Regions from separate parts of the Homo sapiens genome. Here region 1 is linked to region 2. Evidence: read pairs that join two places in POLR2A ChIA-PET (ENCODE). Cell type or tissue: GM12878. All regions are shown on one strand. Each heading gives the region's core, and the rest is flanking DNA. Links, peaks and the distances in the headings are about the cores only. Region 1 overlaps LOC100996583 (a long non-coding RNA gene). Region 2 overlaps TP73 (tumor protein p73).

Region 1 (5,723 bases), core at 1,225-3,724, 1.1 Mb before region 2:
GTCTCAGCCTCCCCTAAGCAACATTCCAGGATCCTGCGGAAAGACCCACCCAGGCCTGGGCCTTCCCTAGTCTGTGCACCACTGCGTTTGAGACGCTGGGCTGTGACCCCTGGCGGCAGCTCCACTCTGCTGGAGCTGGGGCTTGTTTTAAATTATGACCTAAAACTCTAAAACCCTCGCCTGTAATCCCAGCACTTTGGGAGGCCGAGGCGGGTGGATCACGAGGTCAGGAGATAGAGACCATCCTGGCTAACACTGCACTCCAGCCTGGGCGACAGAGCCAGACTCCGTCTCAAAACAAACAAACAAACAAACAAAACACTCTAAAACCCTCAAAGGAAAACACAAGCCTCTTGATGTTAGACTTGGTAGTGATTTCTTGATTTCTTGGGTATGACAGGAAAAGGACAGGCAGAAACGTGTAAAATAGATACATGGGGCTTTACAAACAAGAATGAATAGAATGAAAGGCAACACATGGACTGGGAGGAAATGTATCAGATAAGGCATTCCGTCTAGAATTTGTAAAGAACCCTCACACCCCAACAACATCAAAAACAAACCACTGGGTGAAAAAATGGAAAAGGACTAGAATAGAGAAGACACACAAATGGCCACCATGCCCCTGAAACAAGGCTCGGTGCCACCAAGCATTTGGGAAATGGGAAACGCAAATCAGAACAACGGGGAGACCACCTCAGGCCCAGCGGGATGGACGGCTTCTTTTAAAGCCCCCAATACAGAGAATAAGATTTTTTTTTTTTTTTTTTTTTTTTGAGACAGAGTCCTGCTCTGTCGCCCAGGCTGGAGTGCAGTGGCGAGATCTTGGCTCATTGCAACCTCTGCCTCCCGGGTTCAAGGCATTCTCTTGCCTCAGCCTCCCGAGTAGCTGGGACTACAGGCACCTGCCACCATGCCCCGCTAATTTTGTATTTTTAGTAGAGACGGGGTTTCACCATGTTGGCCAGGCTGGTCTTGAACTCCTGACCTCAGGTGATCCACGCACTTTGGCCTCCCAAAGTGCTGAGATTACAGGCATGAGCCACCGTGCCCGGCCTGGAGAGGAATAATTGTTGCTGAGGAAGGGGAGAAATTAGAATTCCCGTGCACTGCTGGCGGGAATGGGACATGGTGCAGATGTTGTGGAAACCATTAGGGCAGTTCCTCTAACAATTAAAACTACAATGACCATGTGATCCAGCCACTCCGCTTCTGGGTATAGATCCCAAAGGACTGAAAACAGGGACTTGAGCACATATTTGCACACCCAGGTTCACAGCCGCAGTGTCCACAAGAGCTCGAATGTAGACGCCACGCAAAAGCCCATCAACAGGTACAAGAATAAGGAAAATGTGGCCGAGAGGTCCAGTGGAAGGTGCTCAGCCTTGGAAAGGAGATCGAACACAGGCTGTGCTATGGATGGATGTTGAGGAATTTATGCCACGTGCCATAAGCCATTTATAGAAGACAAAGGCCATTATGATGCCACTTCTATGAGGAGCCTACAATTGTCAAATTTATAGAGAGGAAGTAGAGCAGTGGGTGCCAGGGGCTGGGGGAGGCAGTTAGTGTTTCATAGGTGAGGGTTCCAGTTTAGGATTGTCAACAAATTCTGGAGATGGATGGTGGTGATGGCTGCAACAATGTGGATGTACCTAATGCCACTGAACTGATCTTAAAATGCTCCGCGTGGTGAATTTTATGTCATGTATATCTTATCACAATTACAAAATAGTTTTGAGGCTGGGCACGGTGGCTCAGCTTGTAATCCCAGCACTTTGGGAGGTCGAGGCAGGTGGATTGCTTGAAGTCAGGACTTCAAGACCAGCTTGGCCAACATGATGAAACCTCATCTCTACTAAAAATACAAAAATTAGCCAGGCGGAACCTGTAGTCCCAGCTACTTGGGAGGCTGAGGTGAGAGGATCACTTGAGCCTCGGTGGCAGAGGTTGCAGTTAGCTGAGATTGCACCACTGCTCTTCAGCCCGGGTGACAGAGCCAGATCCTGCCTCAAAAATAATAATAATAATAATAATAAAAGAAAGAAAGTTGATCAAATCCCATCTTTGGTGTATATAGGGTGGGACTTGGGGAAACACAGCTGCTCTTTCCCAGGGGTCCTCTGCAGCCTGCCCACCTGGTTGAGTCTGTGAGGCTTCTCATAGGGACATCCTGGGCTTTGCTGGAGGGGGATGGGCAGGATGGCAGGGGCCAGGGGCCATTTGGGATGGAGCTGGAGCGCTCCAGCATCCTCTCAGCCACAGTGGGGCTGCGATTCCTGCTGCTCAGAAGCAAGGCGAGCCGGCCAGAGTGGCTGATAACTGAGCGTGCGGTTGGCAAAGGTGGTTACCAGGGTTTGTTTTACAGATGAAGAAACTGAGGCTTAGACAAGGTGGTGACTTACCCACAGTGACCCAGCTGGGCGGTGCCAGAGCCAGCATCTGAATAAGCCCTGGTCTGATGCAGGTCCTGCGATCTCCCCACGCCCTGACAGTGACCTATCTTTGTGCACACACGTGTGTTTGTGTACTGGGCACACCTCCCCTAAGGTTTGCAGGGCCCAGGGCTAGAACAGAGATGTAAACACGAGAAGAGGCAGGAAGGTGTGTGCCATTATCAAAAGAAAAGAGAGGCTGGCCAGGTGTGGTGGCTCATGCCTATAATCCCAGCACTTTAGGAGGCCGTGGTGGGTGGATCACCTGAGGTCAGGAGTTCAACACCAGCCTGGCCAACATGGTGAAACCCCGTCTCTACTAAAAATACAAAAATTAGCCAGGTGTGGTGGTGCGCGCTTGTAGTCCTACTTGGGAGGCTGAGGCAGGAGAATCGCTTGAACCCGGGAGGTGGAGGTTGCAGTGAGCTGATACTGTGCCACTGCACTCCAGCCTAGGCGACAGAGCAAGAATCCGTCTCAAAAAAAAAAAAAAAAAAAAAAAGAAAGAAAAGAAAAGAAAACAGAGGCAACAGAAGCAGAACCTCAGATGTGAGTGTCAGTAGACAGGTATTTTAAAATAACTCATTCATGTGTTACTAAAAACAGGAAATGCCGTCTAACGGGATCTCTGGATGGAGAATTCCACAGCTGATTGGAACCTAAACGAGAGAACCAAATGGACATCCCAGGGCTGCAGGTCAGTGTCATGAGACGGGTGATGGCAGACTGGACCCCGTGGCAGGTGGACCATGGAGGGGAGACAGAGACAGGGCAACAGAAACGGTGCAAACAGCCACTGAAATACCCGTGGGAAAGAAAAGCACAACAGAGAACAGGAGACTTATGTGACTCCGACTCAACAAGACGCATTAGTTAAAAGATCTAATATATGCGTATGGGGCTTCCCAGAATAAGAGGAAGGAAGGAAGGAAAGAATGAGACATCATAAGATAGTGTTAAAAAAAAAAGAATTCCCAGCCGGGCACGCTGGCTCACGCCTGTAATCTCAGCACTTTGGAAGGCCATGGCGGGTGGATCACCTGAAGTCAGGAGTTCAAGACCAGCCTGACCAACATGGTGAAACCTTGTCTCTACTAAAATACAAAAGTTAGCTGGGCATGGGTGGTGGGCACCCGTAATCTCAGCTACTCCAGAGGCTGAGGCAGGAGAATCGCTTGAACCCAAGAGGCAGAGGTTGCAGCGAGCTGAGATCGAGCCGTTGCACTCCAGCCTGGGCAACAAGAGCAAAACTGCATCTCAAAACAAACAAACAAACAAATAAAATAAAAGAATTCCCAAACTGATTAAAGATACCAACCCACAGACTCAAGAAGCCTAGTAGGACTTCTGCTGCTGGCCACGATGCTGCAACTTGTCAATGTAAAATAAACAACAGAGAGACTGGCTCTCCCAAATAAAGTTTACTGGGGGATGGCAGGGGATTGCAATCTGGGATATGCATGCTGAGGGGGACCGTAGGTGTATCTTTCTTTTAGGGGTGGGAAGAGGAAGTCTACACAGATTGTTTTGGAATAAACCTCCCTGGGTACAGGAGCTTATTGCAGGGTTGGTGATTACTCATGGGTAACATGATTGTTGCGGGGGAGATGTCTTCATAGGAGCAGCTGATCTGGAATGTTGTGTGCTGTCGGAGTCCCTGTAACAGTTCTCATCATAGGCACCCGAGCATGAGGGACCTTCCGTTGAGGCCTCCCAGCTCCGTTTTGCTTGGGTCCTGACATAAGTGACTCTGCCTTAGTATTGACAATTTTCACACAGTGGAGCCAGTTTCCCCCATTTGTGCCCCCTCCCCCAGTTCATATGCTGAAACCGAATCCCTAATGTGATGACATTATGAGGTGGGGCTTCGGCATGTGCTTAGGTGGGTAGTGAGGGTGGAGCCCTCGGGAATGGGTTAGTGCTTTTATTTATGTATTTTATTTTATTTTGAGACGAAGTCTCACTCTGTCGCCTAGGCTGGGAGGCAGTGGCATGATCTTGGCTCATTGCAACCTCTGCCTCCCAAGTTCAAGTGATTCTCCTGCCTCAGCCTCCCGGGTAGCTGGGATTACAGGCATGCTCCACCACGTCCAGCTAATTTTTGTATCTTTAGTAGAGATAAGGTTTCACCATGTTAGCCAGGCTGGTCTCGAACTCCTGACTACAGGTGATCCGCCCACCTCGGCCTCCCAAAGTGCTGGGATTACAGACGTGAGCCAAAACACCCGGCCAAAGTTAGTGCCTTTAAAAAGGAGGCCCCCCAGAGCCCCCTCATGCCTTCCACCCTGTGAGGACACAGCATGAAGAAGTGATCTAGGAACCAGGAAGGGGTCCTCGCCAGACCTTGAATATGCCGGCGCTTTGATCTTGGACCTCCAGCCTCCAGAAATGTGAGAAATCAATTTCTGTTCTTTAGAAGCCACCCCATCTATGACTAAGACACCCTCCCACCTTCATGCTACTGAGTGGACAAGCTTACATGAAATGACTGTTTTCACATATGTGGCACCAGGCAGCCCAGGGATGCCGGTGAAATCTCTGGGTAAGTCTCTTTGGCCTCTGGTACTGGCAGCTTCTCCTGTTAAGAGGGCAGTCCTCCACGAGTGTCTCGTGCCCCCCACCTCTCACAGGGTGTGCCAGGAATGCAGGCCCTGAGTACCCTCCCCCATTTCTCAGGGTGGTTTGCCCTGAGAGTCCTCTAGGGACAAAGAGCAGCTTGCTCACTGCTTGCTGCAGAAACAGCTGACTCCCCCAGTGCAGGGCTCCTCAGTGGCCACGCAAACCTACTGACTGTGCAGTGCCCACCCAGGCCTACCCACATGGCACCCGTGGAATTTGGGGGCAAGGGGATAAGACCAAACACACAGGTGAGCACCTGCCTGCCACGCCATGAATGAAAAAGTCCTTTGTCTCTGACCCCGGAGTTTCACGTCTTCTGTCAGCATCCCTGCTGCGGTAACGGGCCAGCTCTTCCTTTGTAAGGAAAGCTAAAACCCAGTCCCAGAGCTGGCACCACCTGGAGGAGGAAGTGCTCTTCCCTGCCCCTCCTTGGCCATGTGACTTGCTCTGGCCAGTGACATGGGAGTGCAAGCGACACATCCCAGCTGTGCATGGCCGCTGGGAGAGTGTGGCATGGTTTCTCCATCTCTCCTCCATGTCCTCCCTTGTCAGGAGAACGGCATGTTCCAGAGAGCCACAGCTTGCTCAGCCTGGACCCCAGAACGAAGGAGGCATCAGAAGCTGAGCCACCCGTGGCCGACAAGAAACCTGAGTGGGAGGGGAAACTTG
Region 2 (6,705 bases), core at 2,320-4,819:
CTTGGGGGAATGTCCGAGGGGCCAGGGCCTCTGGATCCTGTTCCCTTGGCTCTTTGCAAAGTCTCCAGCCTGGCCTCCTGGATGGGCATGTGGCTCGGGGGGCGAGACCATGGGCTCTTCCTGGCTTGCTGTGTCGCTCTGGGTGCGTTTTACACCACTCTGAGGATCTCTCTGCTCATCCCTAAGGCAGGGATGATGATGGGGCCAGGGGACCACATGGGCACAGGTAAGGCAGGGATGATGATGGGGCCGGGGGACCACATGGGCACAGGCTTCTGGAATGTGGGTGTCGTCTCCCTGGGGTCCCGCAGTCTGAACTCAAGACTCAAGAGCCCCATGTCCAGGTGGGGATGTACAGGAGCCCCTTAGAAGTGGGGAAGAAGGCCAGGCGTGGTGGCTCACATCTGTAATCCCAGCACTCTGGGAGGCTGAGGCGGGTGGATCAACAGAGGTCAGGAGTTCGAGAGCAACCTGGCCAACATGGTGAACCCTGTCTCTACTAAAAATACAAAAATTAGCTGGGCGTGGTGGCGCACACAGCTGTAATCCCAGCTACTGGGGAGGCTGAGTCAGAAGAATCATTTGAACCTGGAAGGCGGAGGTTGCAGTGAGCTGAGATCGTACCACTGCACTCCAGCCTGGGTGACAGAGCGAGACTCTATCTCAAAAAAAATAAAATAAAATAAAAAAGATAGGAAAAGAAAAAGAAAAAGTGAGGAGAAATGAGGAGGAAGTCGAGCAATTTAACCCCAAATGGTGCTTCTCCAGCAGTCACTCTGTTCCTGTCCTGACCTGACCTGCTGGGCCCCGCCCGCTCAAACCAAATCATGGATTCTGTCATCGCTTCTTCACGGAGCACCTACTGTGTGCCAGGCGGGTGCTGGGGCTGCAGCGCAGAGAGCAGTCAGGGCTTGGTGGTCTGGCCCGCAAAGAGTCAGCATGTGAATGTCTCTCCATGCGATGGGTGCTGGGAGGGAGGAGCCCTGGCAGGTCTGGGGAAGACCAGCGTCTCTTAAATGGGGGTGCGCGGGCCCTGAGGAGTGAGGCTTCCTGACAGCCGTCCCTCGTGGGTGCCATGCTGGTCAGAGTGGGGTCTGGCTGCACAGCCTCCCTCAGGGCTGGGCTGGAAGCACAGGTCGGCTGGCACCTGTCCAGGTTTCAGGGTTCCAGGGCTCCAGCTGGAACTGCCTCAGGGATGGCAGGGGTGGGCCTGTCCCTGGAGAGGCGTGGGGTGTGGGAGCTGGGAGCGTGACGGGAAGCAGCCCCCTCAGACCTGGAGTAGCATGGAGCCTAGGATCCATTGTGACCTTGGTGGTCCTGTACCCTGTCCAGCTCCAGTTGCTGTTCCTGCCTCTCCCTGACCTACTGGCTGCCCAGGCTGCCCCTTGGCCGAGCTCCACCATGGCCAGTGCCCCTCCATTCGCTTGTGAGTCCCACAAGATCACAGCCCTGCCCAGGGCCTAGGCAGCTCTTGGGCTGACCCAGCCATCGTCGGGAGCCCCCTTCGTGACGGGGGCAAAGGCTGGATCGTTGTCTGCCCTGCAGGAGCCGGGGCCTCCAGAGGACGGGCTGCCTGGCGGGAAGGTGGAGCTCACCGGAGCCCAGCCTAAGCCAGCTGTGGTGCTTCTGAGATGTGCGGCCCTGGGCAGGCTGCTCGCCCTCTCGGGGCCTCTGGGAACACCTGGGGACTTCCCGCTGGGTTCCTCTGAGGATTGAATGAGCTTGAAAATATGGAGGATTTGGCACAGGGAATGCTGGGCAGCAATATCAGAAAGGCAACCCTGAGAGCCAGCGGACAGCCACTCTGAGGAACAGCAGTGGCTGCCTCTGGAAGGAGTGAGGGGTGGGTGGACCCCCGTGATCGCTGCACGGGGGAGGTCACGGGGCTGAGCGGCCACCACTGTGCAGGGGAGGTCACAGGGCTGAGCGGCTGACTCCAGAACAGGAAGGGAACACGCCAGGAGGGAGGATTGCTCACTGAGTCAGGGCGGGACTCAGAGGGACGCATGACAAGTTCAGGGAGTTGACAGCTGTCTGGAAGGGCACGTCTGCTCAGACCGCAGGGTAGGGAGTGGTCAGCAGGGAGACATGTCCACTGGTGCAGCGGGCGTGTCCCAGACCCCTTAGAGAAAAGCCCAGAGCCAGGGGTGAGGGGTATGTGTAGGGTGGGGACATCTCAGAGTGGAGCATCCCCACCAAGGGTGTCCAGAGGAGGGTGGCCAGGTGGGGACAGCAGCTTGAGAAGGGTCATTCTCTCTTGGTTGGAGGAGTGGAAGTGCTTCTCTGGGGAAAGAAAGAAGATTCTGGAGGACAGCACAGGCACTTCCAACATGGGCGCTGGCCGCACAAAGGCTAGTGACACCCGGTGTGATCCCTTGGGGTAGAAAGGGGGTGTGAGAGGAGGATCGGAGGGGGCAGAGGACAGGGATGTGTCTGTGCAGAACGAGGCTGTGGCAGCTCCAGCGAAGGCGGCTGCGGCCCCATCAGTCACCTGCCCTGCTGAGGGCAGCGCTGTACTCATCACCTGTGAACACAGGTATCGACTCAGACACCCACTCTGGCCATAAGCTCCGCTCTGTCCCAGCCCTGGACCCCTCACCCCCTATCCTTGGCAGTCGGTCCTCTGGGTCTTCTTCCTGTGCCCACTGTGCTGGTCTGAACCTCCCTTAGTGACAGATCTGCTCCTACCACCCCCGCCAGGGTCGCCCTTCCTCTAACAGGTGGGCTCCTGGCAGGAAACATCACCAAGCTCAGCGCCCCAGTTCCCTGACAGGGCCCCACTTCCCTCCTGCCGCCAACCTCGTCCCCCCAAGGGCCATGTCCCTGCCCACCCCTTCCACCCCTTTCTTAGAGGAAGCTCAGCCCATCAGGCCGCTCATGCTTCTGACCCCACCTCCAAACCCTCCTGACCCGCTTACCCCCAGGAGCACCGCCCACTCCAAGGCGCAAGCAAGCTGGGGCTGGGGTGCAGACTTCTCTTCCACCACCCACCCTCCTCATACCCAGCCTCTGAGGGCCTCACAGACATACATGATTTGCCTCCAGTGGGCCAGGGTTATCTGTTTACCGCGTTGCATGCCCCCGGGCATGGAGCTGGCACCGGCTGCCGCTGCAACTGGGCACTACCCGTTTCGAGGACGCCTCATTCCCTGAGAGACTGAGGATAGGCTGGTGCTCTGCAAAAGGGTGCGGAGACCACTGTAAAAGTGGGGTGAGACACGCGTGCTGACCATGAAATGGAGAGGCACTCGAAGGAGCCAGGGACCCGGCAGCCAGCAGACCCCACCTTTCCGCCCCCGTGTGTGCAGTTCTGTCGCTCAGCCTGGTGCCTTTGGGACCCGGGCCTCATTGGTTCTTCCTCCACTGCCACCACCTGATACTAAATAACCGTCGGTCAATGGCAACTCGATACGGTTTATGGGGCATCCACGGTGTGCCCAGATAGAGGAGTGCTTTCGCTTTTGATATGCGTAGAGTTACTTCATTCCACCTAGCGCTTCTAGGAGGCACTACAATTATCTCCATTTTACAGACAAGGAAACAGAGGCTCAGAATGGGCAAGACATCTATCTGAGGTCACACAGCTAGAGCGCGGCAGAGGTGGGCTGCGTGGGCAGAGCAGGAGAGGGAACTGGAGTGTGTGCCCGGCAGTGCTGGGCTTCAGGGCACGAAGCGGTGGGGCAGGAATCATGTGTCTTGGTATGACCCAAACACATATATGACAGCAAGAAGGCCTGGGCAGGCAGCAGAGGACAAGGCGGGCCTCTTGGATGTCTGGATGTGGATTGGGCCTCAATGTACCGGTGAAGATAGATGGACAGGCAGGGGATTTCCAGAGAGGGGCTTCCCAGGCAGGGTGCGGGGTGTGGCTGTGCGGTGGGAACACGGACTGGGGAGGGGATTGCAGCCGGGCCCGTGCCTCCCTTGCTCAGCTCCAGGTCAGGCCAGGGTAGAGCCAGGCTGCTGGGTTCGACCTCCACCCTGACCAGCTGTGTGCCCATGGAGGGCTGGTCTTCCCTCTCTGTGCATGTCTCCTGGTTGGTAACAGGTGTGTGGCCTCACTGGGCCGTCGTGGGGTGGCTGGAATCCCCGGGAATTAGCCATGCTTTGGTGTTTCTACATTTCACTTGGCTGAGTGTGAACTGACCCAGGAAGCTGGTTGGGGGCACCCCCACCCACGGGGGGTCGGGCATTTTGGTTTGGTCATGGCCTCAAAGCTTCTGGGGTGAGGCTCAGGGATTCCCCCAGACTGTCCTGGGCATCTGCCTCCCCTCCCCTCCCGCTTCCCGTGGGCCACGGCCCAGGAGAGAGAGGGCAGCTTGCTCAGGCACCTCCAGCTGTCCGCATATTTCACACGGTGCACGCTACCCCACCGTGGGAGGCTGTGTTTGTCTTTCATCCCCATGCTGGGCTTCCCCAAACTAGGGGAGTGGGGCAGCAGGCGTGCCATCTGTGGCGGTGAGGGGGGCTCTCAGCCGCATCCTCCTCACCAGGCCCTGCGGACAGGCCTTCGTCCCTGCCCCTGACCTGCTGACGAAGCCGTCCTGGCAACCCTGTCTGAAGGACCTGGCCCCATCGTACCCACAGAGGGAGGCCACATGGTCCTTAGCCTCTGTCGGGAGGGGCAGGCAATGCTGGCAGAGGGCCTTGCCCCTGAGAGGGAGGCCCTCCTGGCCCTCACTCCGGGGGACCCCTGTCCTTGGCCCCAGCCTGCCAAGCGAGAGCGGCCCCTCTTCTTGCGGTGGCTGGAGGGGAGAGTGAGGCCCCTTGGCACAGAGGGCCCCAGGAGGCTGGGCTCTGATGACGCCCTGCAGGAATTCCGCTGGGCTGCTGCCTGGGAGAGCCGCTGTCTCACACAGGGCCAGCCTGCCTGGCTTCATTCTGGTGCGCTGACCGCCCGACCCCTCTGCCCAGGCGGGGGCTCTTCTGGGTTCTGGGTCCTGGGACCTGCCTGAGTCCCTGGGAAAAGGGCACAAGGGGATTGAGACGGTCTCCTCCCACAATGGCCCAGGTGTCTCCTCCCACAATGGCCCAGGTGTCTCCTCCCACAATGGCCCAGGTGTCTCCTCCCACAATGGCCCAGGTGTCTCCTCCCACAATGGCCCAGGTGTCTCCTCCCACAATGGCCCAGGTGTCTCCTCCCACAATGGCCCAGGTGTCTCCTCCCACAATGGCCCAGGTGTCTCCTCCCACAATGGCCCAGGTGTCTCCTCCCACAATGGCCCAGGTGTCTCCTCCCACAATGGCCCAGGTGTCTCCTCCCACAATGGCCCAGGTGTCTCCTCCCACAATGGCCCAGGTGTCTCCTCCCACAATGGCCCAGGTGTCTCCTCCCACAATGGCCCCAGGTTTCTTTGCCACTTCAGATTGGAATCGTTGATCTGCTGAAATAACAGGTAAAATCATTGGTGGTTTGGGAACCACCGGAATCAGAAGTGCATTGAGATGTTTGCTTTAGGGGTGGCCCGGGGCGGGTGGAGTTCCTGGGGGCTTTTCCCTCCTCCCTGAATGGAGGAGGACACCCTGCACCCCTCCTGTGATCCCCCTTAAGAGCCAGTGTCCGGGATGGCTGGGCCAGACGGGGCAGAGGGGCCTGTGTCTCCTGCCCAGGCTGAGTGCGGACGGCTCGGTCTCAGAGCTCCACCGAGGGGTGGGTAGGTAACAGCAGCCCTGCGGCCAGGGCCCCTGCAGGTGGGAGTGGGTGTCCCCATGGGGAGTGCCTCTTCCAGAGTGGGCTCAGTCGGGGTGGAGTGTCCTGGCTTATCAAAGGTGGTTGTGGAGCCCTGTCTGCCCCAGGCCTGGGCAGAGGTGGAAGGGGTTGGGGAACTGACGAGGCCTTACCTGTGGGCCCATGGCCAAGGAAATGTCTGGTCTCCCACCTCCTGTCAGGTGGTGAGGGGAGAGGATGGGGCGTCAGCCGGAGACGGGGTTCCTAGAGGAGGCTGGGTCCTGGCCTGGCCTGGAGAGATAGGGATGAGATGGGAGGGCAGGAAGGGGGTGGTAGACAAAGGCTGAACACAGAGAGCACATAGCCAGGCATGTGGGGACTGGGGACAGGGGACAAGGAGGGCACCCATGGGGACAAGAGATAGGGAGAGGACAGAGGGACAGGAGACGGGGAGGGACAGAGGATGGGGGACAAGGAGGGGACAGGAGGACGGGGACAGGGAGGGGACACAGAAACAGGAGCTAGGACGGGGACAGAGGATGGGAGAAGGAGAGGTCAAAGGGACAGGGAACAGGGAGGGGACCCATGGGGATAGGGCAGGGATCTATGGGGACAAGGGACAGGGAGGGGACAGAGAAACAGGAGATGGGGAGGGGACAGAGGGATGCAGACAGGGAGGGGATAGAAGATGGGGGGCTAGGGGACAAAGGGAAAGGGGACAGGGAAGGAACCTATGGGGGACAGGGAGACAGGGGGACAGGGAGAGGACAGAGGAACAGGGGACAGGGAGGGGATGCTTGGGGACAGGGAGGGAATGCTTGGGACAGGGCAGGGGGACAGGGGGCTGTGGCTTTCGTGGGAAGCTATGGAAGACGAGGCCAGAGGGGTTGGGCAGGGTGAGATGAGAGAGGCTGAGAGCCCCTCACCGGCTGCGGACTCCTCCCCACAGGGCAGAGGGGAGCATTCGGGTGCGGCCAGGCCATCAGAGGACCTGGGCTTGGCTGGAGTCCCAGCTCCTCAGCCCTCAGTAGCTTTGG

The links. ChIA-PET counts read pairs that join two places held together with the same protein. Peaks named below come from ENCODE experiments on the same cell type or tissue, not always from the same donor. Only the 100,000 strongest peaks of a DNase experiment are listed, where the experiment ranks them.
Region 1: POLR2A ChIA-PET joins it to region 2 with 7 read pairs; 1 of 35 experiments calls an interaction of 5 or more read pairs at or near these places.

The regions. Positions count from the first base shown.
Region 1 is chr1:2,578,519-2,584,241 of GRCh38, forward strand. LOC100996583 (a long non-coding RNA gene) reads left to right here. Exons shown (of 4, transcript NR_121638.1): 2 at 3,042-3,132; 3 at 4,852-4,977; 4 at 5,607-5,723. Among named protein-coding and RNA genes, the nearest start is that of PRXL2B, 5.4 kb to the right of the region's middle. In GM12878, for the core only: no CTCF peak of the experiment used is centred there; no DNase peak of the experiment used is centred there; H3K27ac peaks cover 902 bases.
Region 2 is chr1:3,670,001-3,676,705 of GRCh38, forward strand. All of the region lies in intron 1 of TP73 (tumor protein p73), which reads left to right. Among named protein-coding and RNA genes, the nearest start is that of TP73-AS3, 4.4 kb to the left of the region's middle. RefSeq lists an enhancer at 3,709-3,928. In GM12878, for the core only: a CTCF peak has its summit at 3,478; DNase peaks (open chromatin) are centred at 3,501, 3,741 and 4,121; H3K4me3 peaks cover 2,246 bases; H3K27ac peaks cover 2,500 bases.